Linked DNA regions of Homo sapiens: all the other regions are linked to region 1. The links are chromatin contacts, found by Hi-C or POLR2A ChIA-PET in ENCODE. All regions are on one chromosome and are shown on one strand. Each heading gives the region's core, a stretch centred on a gene start or an enhancer-like site at or near the end of the contact. The rest is flanking DNA. Distances are from core to core; before and after follow the strand shown. Region 1 holds the start of CDK12 (cyclin dependent kinase 12). Region 2 holds the start of LASP1NB (LASP1 neighbor). Region 3 holds the start of PSMD3-AS1 (PSMD3 antisense RNA 1).

The links. A loop is a pair of places that touch in the nucleus more often than their neighbours do. ChIA-PET counts read pairs that join two places held with the same protein, here RNA polymerase II (POLR2A). Pooled maps may share reads with other maps.
Region 2: a loop to region 1 is called in a pooled map, with 4 times the contacts of the local background. The contact joins the promoter of LASP1NB here to the promoter of CDK12 in region 1. A Hi-C loop is called at or near these places in 3 of 50 pooled maps. POLR2A ChIA-PET finds 5 or more read pairs at or near these places in 4 of 52 experiments (GM10248, GM12878, H1 and 1 more).
Region 3: a pooled map shows a loop between it and region 1 (2.5-fold over the local background). The contact joins the promoter of PSMD3-AS1 here to the promoter of CDK12 in region 1. A Hi-C loop is called at or near these places in 1 of 50 pooled maps. POLR2A ChIA-PET finds 5 or more read pairs at or near these places in 4 of 52 experiments (PC-9, activated B cell and activated CD4-positive, alpha-beta T cell).

Annotation. Positions count from the first base shown.
Region 1 is chr17:39,459,796-39,462,742 of GRCh38, forward strand. It overlaps CDK12 (cyclin dependent kinase 12), which reads left to right and starts at 1,691. Exons shown (of 14, transcript NM_016507.4): 1 at 1,691-2,947. The coding sequence starts at 2,277. RefSeq lists enhancers at 1,468-2,392, 1,753-1,802, 1,893-1,952, 2,118-2,947, 2,343-2,472.
Region 2 is chr17:38,924,178-38,927,073 of GRCh38, forward strand. It overlaps LASP1NB (LASP1 neighbor), which reads left to right and starts at 1,437. Exons shown (of 2, transcript NM_001414697.1): 1 at 1,437-1,714; 2 at 2,240-2,896. The coding sequence starts at 1,517. The coding sequence ends at 1,594.
Region 3 is chr17:40,013,012-40,015,918 of GRCh38, forward strand. PSMD3-AS1 (PSMD3 antisense RNA 1) reads right to left here and starts at 1,630. Exons shown (of 3, transcript NR_198981.1): 1 at 1,543-1,630; 2 at 1,227-1,348. CSF3 (colony stimulating factor 3) reads left to right here and starts at 2,429. Exons shown (of 5, transcript NM_172219.3): 1 at 2,429-2,503; 2 at 2,680-2,834. The coding sequence starts at 2,464. RefSeq lists an enhancer at 2,339-2,838.

The DNA.
Region 1 (2,947 bases), core at 441-2,940:
TTTGGATCGCCCTGTGAGCAAAAGGAACAAGAACATTTACAGAGAGTGATTTTTGAGAATTGAGACTACCTTAATTCAGAATGTTTTCTGGTCCTGAATTTACCAGCTGAACTTCTCCGTTTTGGACAAGCCCCTTCATTTCTCCATGCCTTAGTTTTCTCACTTATACAACCTATTTCAGAGGACTGTTGTGAAGATGGAATGACTTAAGGTAGGCGAAAGTTTTTTAAAAAGTAATAAATGAGGGGCCAGTGTAAGATAGTGTTATTTTCTTGTTAATTAATACTATGCTTTTCTTGTTCATATTATAATCTTTTGTATGAGGATGAAAGGCTAAATTATCCAATAACGGCCATGGGAGGATCTCAAGATGGGATGAGCTTTTAGGTTCTGAGATTTGAAGCAAAGATTGGTAAGGAGACAACACCATAGGATGGAAGAGCTTGTGTTTTAGTCTCAGAAAGACATGAATTTGAATGTTGACTGTGGCACTTGTTGGACCAAATTATTCAACTTCCCTGAGGCTGGGATTCCTTTTCTATAAAACAGGGATGAAAATCTCGTGTTTTGCAGGATAATTGTGAAAATTAGAGATAATGTATGTAAAATTCTTGGCAGGTAGCACACACCCTATATGTGGGAAGCACTGTTAAAACACTCAGGGACTTGGGTTGAAATGTCCCGACATTTGTCTTTTGCTCTGTAAAAAATAATCTCAACCGGGCGCGGTGGCTCAAGCCTGTAATCCCGCCACTTTGGGAGGACCAGACGGGCAGATTGCTTCATTCTAGGAGTTCAAGACCAAGGATCGCGGATTGCTTGAGTCTAGGAGTTCGAGACTAGCCTGGGCAACATGGCGAAACCCCATCACTACGAATAATAGAAACAAATTAGCACGGCGTGGTGGCGCGACTCTATAGTTCCAAGTACTCGGCAGGATGAGGTGGGAGGATTGCTTGAGCCCAGGAGGTGGAGGCTGCAGTGAGCCGAGATCGTGCCACTGCACTCCAGTCTGGGCAAAAGAGAGAGAACTTGTCTCAAACAAACAAAAAAATGGCCCGGCGCGGCGGTTCACGCCTGTAATCCTAGCACTTTGGGAGGCCGAGGCGGGAGGATCACTTGAGGTCAGGAGGTCGAGACCAGCCTGGCCAACATGGTGAAACCCTGTCTCTACTAAAAACAAAAAAGTTAGCCGGGCGTGGTGGCGGGCGCCTGTAATCCCAGCTACTCGGGAGGCTGAGGCAGGAGAATCGCTTGAACCCAGGAGGTGGAGGTTGCAGTGAGCCGAGATCGCGCCACTAACACTCCAGGATGGGCTACAGAGCGAGACTCCGTCTCAAAGGAAAACAAAAAACAAACAAAAAAAAGTCATCCTGGTAGTTAAAAGATTTGTTAAAAAGGATGTTGAAATTATTTTGTCACGGAGCCTGGGAGTGTTTGTTTAATCAGTTACCGATAAAGTTTTGGTTAAAAAAAAAAAACTCGGTTTGTTCCGTTTCAATAAAGCTTTGCTCAAACGGGGAGCTCCGGGAGCTCATCGCGAGACTCAGGTGAAACGCGTTTCTAGTTTGGGACCTGATCTCGCGTTGTTTGATAAGCAGGGGAATGAGGTGAAAGCGAAGCACGAAACATCGCGAGAGGCTACTGGACTCTCGCGACGATTTCTGGGATTGCCCCTCCCCCCTTCCCCAAGTGCCGTTTCGGTTTAATCTAGTGTGTGACTGGGTCTGTGTGAGGGAGAGAGTGTGTGTGGTGTGGAGGTGAAACGGAGGCAAGAAAGGGGGCTACCTCAGGAGCGAGGGACAAAGGGGGCGTGAGGCACCTAGGCCGCGGCACCCCGGCGACAGGAAGCCGTCCTGAACCGGGCTACCGGGTAGGGGAAGGGCCCGCGTAGTCCTCGCAGGGCCCCAGAGCTGGAGTCGGCTCCACAGCCCCGGGCCGTCGGCTTCTCACTTCCTGGACCTCCCCGGCGCCCGGGCCTGAGGACTGGCTCGGCGGAGGGAGAAGAGGAAACAGACTTGAGCAGCTCCCCGTTGTCTCGCAACTCCACTGCCGAGGAACTCTCATTTCTTCCCTCGCTCCTTCACCCCCCACCTCATGTAGAAGGGTGCTGAGGCGTCGGGAGGGAGGAGGAGCCTGGGCTACCGTCCCTGCCCTCCCCACCCCCTTCCCGGGGCGCTTTGGTGGGCGTGGAGTTGGGGTTGGGGGGGTGGGTGGGGGTTGCTTTTTGGAGTGCTGGGGAACTTTTTTCCCTTCTTCAGGTCAGGGGAAAGGGAATGCCCAATTCAGAGAGACATGGGGGCAAGAAGGACGGGAGTGGAGGAGCTTCTGGAACTTTGCAGCCGTCATCGGGAGGCGGCAGCTCTAACAGCAGAGAGCGTCACCGCTTGGTATCGAAGCACAAGCGGCATAAGTCCAAACACTCCAAAGACATGGGGTTGGTGACCCCCGAAGCAGCATCCCTGGGCACAGTTATCAAACCTTTGGTGGAGTATGATGATATCAGCTCTGATTCCGACACCTTCTCCGATGACATGGCCTTCAAACTAGACCGAAGGGAGAACGACGAACGTCGTGGATCAGATCGGAGCGACCGCCTGCACAAACATCGTCACCACCAGCACAGGCGTTCCCGGGACTTACTAAAAGCTAAACAGACCGAAAAAGAAAAAAGCCAAGAAGTCTCCAGCAAGTCGGGATCGATGAAGGACCGGATATCGGGAAGTTCAAAGCGTTCGAATGAGGAGACTGATGACTATGGGAAGGCGCAGGTAGCCAAAAGCAGCAGCAAGGAATCCAGGTCATCCAAGCTCCACAAGGAGAAGACCAGGAAAGAACGGGAGCTGAAGTCTGGGCACAAAGACCGGAGTAAAAGTCATCGAAAAAGGGAAACACCCAAAAGTTACAAAACAGTGGACAGCCCAAAACGGAGATCCAGGAGCCCCCA
Region 2 (2,896 bases), core at 187-2,686, 540 kb before region 1:
ATGCCTAGTTTTGAATCCTGGTCTCTGACATTTTTAATTAATTAATTAATTATTTTGAGACGGAGTTTCACTCTTGTTGCCCAGGCTGGAGTGCAATGGCACAATCTCAGCTCACTGCAACCTCCACCTCCCAGGTTCAAGCGATTCTCCTGCCTCAGCCTCCTGAGTAGCTGGGATTACAGGCATGTGCCACCATGCCCAGCTAATTTTGTATTTTTAGTAGAGCTGGAGTTTCTCCATGTTGGTCAGGCTGGTCTTGAACTCCTGACCTCAGGTGATTCACCTACCTCAGCCTCCCAAAGTGTTGGGATTACAGGCATGAGCCACCACACCCAGCCTTTTACTTTTTATTTTATTTATTAATTTATTTATTTTTGAGACGGAGTCTCGCTCTGTCACCCAGGCTGGAGTGCAATGGCACGGTCTCAGCTCACTGCGACCTCTGCCTGCCGGGTTCAAGCAATTCTTTAGCCTCAGCCTCTTGAATAGCTGGGATAACAGGCACCTGCCACCACGCCCGGCTAATTTTTATTTTTATTTTTTTTTTGAGACAGAATCTTGCTCTGTAGCCCAGGCTGGGGTGCAGTGGCGCGATCTCAGCTCTGCCTCCCGGGTTCAAGCAATTCTCTGCCTCAGCCTCCCAAGTAGCTGGGATTACAGGCATGCACCACCAAGCCTGGCTAACTTTTGTATTTTTAGTAGAGACAGGGTTTCACCATCTTGGCCAGGCTGGTCTTGAACTCCTGACCTTGTGATCCACCTGCCTCGGCCTCCCAAAGTGCTGGGATTATAGGCATGAGCCACTGCGCCCGGCTGGTCTCTGACACATCTAAGCTATGAACCATTAGGGTAAGTTTCTGACCATCTCTGAGCCCCATCTATGAAAGACTCATAGGGAGGTTGAAATTGCACCACATGTACGATATCTGGCCCAGTGTAGGAAATGTATAAATGTTAGCTTCATCCCTCAGGGAAGCCCACTGAGATCCACACGAAACTTTTGTCTGTGTCTCCCCATAATGTGACCTTTAGAAGTTGCCAATGGCCCACCCAATACCCAACCATGATTTTTCTGAGATAATCTGCCCGAGGTGTGTGAGAGGAAACGCGAAGAAGGCAGTCAGGAGGATTCACTCTTGGGGGAGCTGGGTAGGATCCTATCTCCTCCTACATCCAGAGCATGCAGGCTCCATTTAGATACAAAGGGGTGGGATTGGGTTCCTGGGGAGAAATTGAGCCCCTTTGATTCTGCGGTTCTGTGGGTCTAAATCTGGCATCTCCTTGGCTATCCACCCCCAGGCTTTGTGATTGGTTGGCTGTGGTTGGTGGGGGGGCAGGAAGCTGCTGGTGGAGCTGCAGCATCCTTCAGTCTCAGGCCCCTGGGAGGGGGAGGGGAAAGAACCAGGGCTGAGCTGTGGAGTGAAGGGGAGCCATTTCTCTCCACCGACTGCAACCTCCGTGCTCACAGCTCACGGTTCACCAGAATCCAGGGGCTTGGTCGGCCTAGGAATCCACAATGCTGGATATTTTCATCCTGATGTTCTTTGCCATCATAGGCCTGGTCATTCTGTCCTACATTATCTATCTGCTCTAGTGGCCTGGAGCTGCGGCCGGAGCCTGCTGGAGAACAGCTCAGAAGGAAGGATGGAGATGAATGGCCGAGTGCCCTGCTTGCTGACGCACCGGTGGATTTTTGCTTCTGCTGTTATCTCGGGTATTGATTCCAAAAAAAAAAGAAAAGAAAAAAAGAAAGAGTTTGCTTTCCTATTTTTTTTCTTAGACCACTCTGAAAAGAATAAGAAATGCCAGCTTCTTTCTTTGGGACCTAATTTAAAATAAGACTTTAAAAATTACAAATAAAATCCACAATGTAAACGATTTTTAGGCAGAACGGGTTGGGAATGATGGATGTGGTGGGGAGGGACTATTATTTCCTAATTTCTTCTTCAAGTTAGGTGCTCAAACTCAAGTTGTCTATTTTCTTCTGGTAATTAAAGGTAAAACACATCTTTGCATGTCAGCATACTTGCAATATAGTTGTTTACAACTATGCTTGTATAATTGCATTACTTAATGATTGACTCATTCTTATTTGAGGGTGAGACGGCAAATAAATTTTACTTGGGGTGGGGTTTTCGGGGAGATGTCCAACTGTGGGATATGGTGGAGAGGAGGGAGGAACTCCTGGTACTTTGCAGTTGTCCCCATCTGAGACTTTTTATTTCTGGGTTTCTTACAGCTCCTGGTCTCTCCAGTCCAACAAGAGGCCTCTCATCCACAGAAGCAGTCCTACTGCCCAGCAGACCTCTTTCAGAGCCTTCCAGACATGGCTGACCCCTGGCAAGCAAGGGGCTTTTTGAGCTGAGAGGCACTTGGCTGGGACTTCAGGAATTCATGGACAGGGCTGGCAGATACTGCATATGTTTGAGCTGTAGATGGGATTGAGAACAGAAAGTTGAAATGGAGACTTATTAAAGTTACCGTGGAGAACTGCTCAAAAATTCATTTTGAATTAAGGAAACTTAAATTCATTTTAAGTTTCCTTAGATCTAAATGCAACTGCACATTACACTCAAATATGTTCCTTCCTTCTCACACACAGGACTCCCTTGTGAAACTCAAGGGGAAGTTCAAGTTGTCCATCTTCATCTATGAAGTAGTCACTTTATCACTGTCTTTACAGATTGCACAGTCTGGGGTTTTGTGGTTTCTCTTGTCTCACTCTCCAGCCAGGAAGAACTTGTCATTTGAGTTTTTAAAATGTATCATTTCTTCCCCACCTCAAACCACTTGTATCCCAGTTTCTCATTTAAAGGGAGAAATGGTTATATAGTCCTCTCTTTGCACCTGATTGAATTATAAATGATAGAAACAAGATGGCTATACTTATTTAGGA
Region 3 (2,907 bases), core at 380-2,879, 550 kb after region 1:
AGAGGTGCCTGATATGGCTAGGCGCAGTGGCTCATGCCTGTAATCCCAGCACTTTGGGAAGCCGAGGCGGGCGGGTCACCTAAGGTCAGGAGTGTGAGACCAGCCTGGCCAACATGGAGAAAGCCCATCTCTTCTAAAAATACAAAATTAGCCGGCTGTGGGGGCAGTGGTGGAGCATGCCTGTAATCCCAGCTACTCAGGAGGCTGAGGCAGGAGAATCACTTGAACCCAGGAGGCGGCGGTTGCAGTGAGCCGAGATCGTGCCATTGCACTCCACCCACTCCAGCCTGGGCAACAAGAGCCAAACTCTGTCTTAAAAAAAAAAAAAAAAAGTGCCTGACATATAAGAGGTGTGCAATGCAATAGTTGCCAGGCAACATGTTTAAGAATGTGGAGCTCCTGCCTTCCATGGTCCTGTTAAAAACCCACCCTCAAGGCCAGGTGCAGTGGCTCATGCCTATAATCCCAGCACTTTGGGAGGCCGAGGCGGGTGGATCACCTGAGGTCAGGAGTTCGAGACCAGCCTGACCACCAACATGGTGAAATCCCACCTCTACTAAAAATACAAAATTAGATGAGCATGGTGGTGCATGCCTGTAATCCCACCTACTTGGGAGGCTGAGGCAGGAAAATCACTAGAACCAGGGAGGCGGAGGTTGTAGTGAGCCGAGATCGTGCCATTGCACTCCAGCCTGAGCAATGAGCGAAACTCCATCTCAAAAAAACAACAACAAAAACCCACCCTCTACTCCCAGGGAGCTGGGTACAGAGCTGGGCCACATCAGTGCAAGGTGCTGAGCCACAGAGCTAAGGCGGAGCTGCAGGACCGCGGACCAGATAACAGTGTGTGAGATCAGTGTGTGAGATCAGACGTCCCTGCCATTGGTGACCACCAGGGGGCCCCCAAGCACCAGAGATGGCCCCATCCAGTCACCACATCCACTTCTCATCCAGAGATGTCTGTTTCTTGGCACGCTGGGGTAAATTAGGACAGAAGGTGACAGTCTTGGGTGTGGTCAGTCAGACTGCCCCAGGCAGGCCTTGTGGCCTGTAGAAAACGTTCAGGCCTAGGCCGGGCACGGTGGCTCACGCCTGTAATCCCAGCACTTTGGGAGGCCGAGGCGGGTGGATCACGAGGTCAGGAGATCGTGACCATCCTGGCTAACACGGTGAAACCCCGTCTCTACTAAAAATACAAAAAATTGGCCGGGCATGGTGGCGGGCACCTGTAGTTCCAGCTACTCGGGAGGCTGAGGCAGGAGAATGGCGTGAACCCGAGAGGCAGAGTTTGCAGTGAGCCGAGATCGCGCCACTGCACTCCAGCCTGGGCGACAGAGCAAGACTCCATCTGGAAAAGAAAAAGAAAACGTTCAGGTCTGAGCCAGAGGCCCAGGCTGTAATTCTGTCACTTACCATGACCTTGGGCAAGGCACTTCCTTCCCTGGCCCAGTTCACGGGGTTGGAATCGACTCCAAGGTCCCTTCCAGCATTAACGCTGCATGGTTCTAAGATGAGAAGATGGGGCAGTTTCCCCTCTCTCACCCCAGCCCGTGTCCACTTCAAGGTGAATGACCAGGGAAGTCACGTGTCCCAATCCCGCAGTTCCAAAGCCCTTGGGGACCCTACTGTCAGGGTCGTGCACGAGGAGGTGAAGGTCAGGTGAGCCAATCGCCTCGAAGGGTCTTGCCTCATTCGGGACAGACATCCGGTTTCCTCTGGCTCTACCGGGATTCTAGGGGCTTTAGCCGAATGAGTCATGGGGGGCGGGGGGGTTTCTGGGGGAGTTCCCAGCTAATCAACTTGGGACAGGACAGCCTGGAACTTTCGATGGTGCCTATCCAAGTGTGGGGTGGGCACAGCAGCCAAGACCCAATGTCCTTATCTCAGGTAGGGGCTCAGGAGGTCTCCCAGACAGGCAGCCTCCGGAGAGTTTGGGGGTAGGAATGGGAGCAACCAGCTTCTTTTTTTCTCTCTTAGAATTTGGGGGCTTGGGGGACAGGCTTGAGAATCCCAAAGGAGAGGGGCAAAGGACACTGCCCCCGCAAGTCTGCCAGAGCAGAGAGGGAGACCCCGACTCAGCTGCCACTTCCCCACAGGCTGCTGCCGCTTCCAGGCGTCTATCAGCGGCTCAGCCTTTGTTCAGCTGTTCTGTTCAAACACTCTGGGGCCATTCAGGCCTGGGTGGGGCAGCGGGAGGAAGGGAGTTTGAGGGGGGCAAGGCGACGTCAAAGGAGGATCAGAGATTCCACAATTTCACAAAACTTTCGCAAACAGCTTTTTGTTCCAACCCCCCTGCATTGTCTTGGACACCAAATTTGCATAAATCCTGGGAAGTTATTACTAAGCCTTAGTCGTGGCCCCAGGTAATTTCCTCCCAGGCCTCCATGGGGTTATGTATAAAGGCCCCCCTAGAGCTGGGCCCCAAAACAGCCCGGAGCCTGCAGCCCAGCCCCACCCAGACCCATGGCTGGACCTGCCACCCAGAGCCCCATGAAGCTGATGGGTGAGTGTCTTGGCCCAGGATGGGAGAGCCGCCTGCCCTGGCATGGGAGGGAGGCTGGTGTGACAGAGGGGCTGGGGATCCCCGTTCTGGGAATGGGGATTAAAGGCACCCAGTGTCCCCGAGAGGGCCTCAGGTGGTAGGGAACAGCATGTCTCCTGAGCCCGCTCTGTCCCCAGCCCTGCAGCTGCTGCTGTGGCACAGTGCACTCTGGACAGTGCAGGAAGCCACCCCCCTGGGCCCTGCCAGCTCCCTGCCCCAGAGCTTCCTGCTCAAGTGCTTAGAGCAAGTGAGGAAGATCCAGGGCGATGGCGCAGCGCTCCAGGAGAAGCTGGTGAGTGAGGTGGGTGAGAGGGCTGTGGAGGGAAGCCCGGTGGGGAGAGCTAAGGGGGATGGAACTGCAGGGC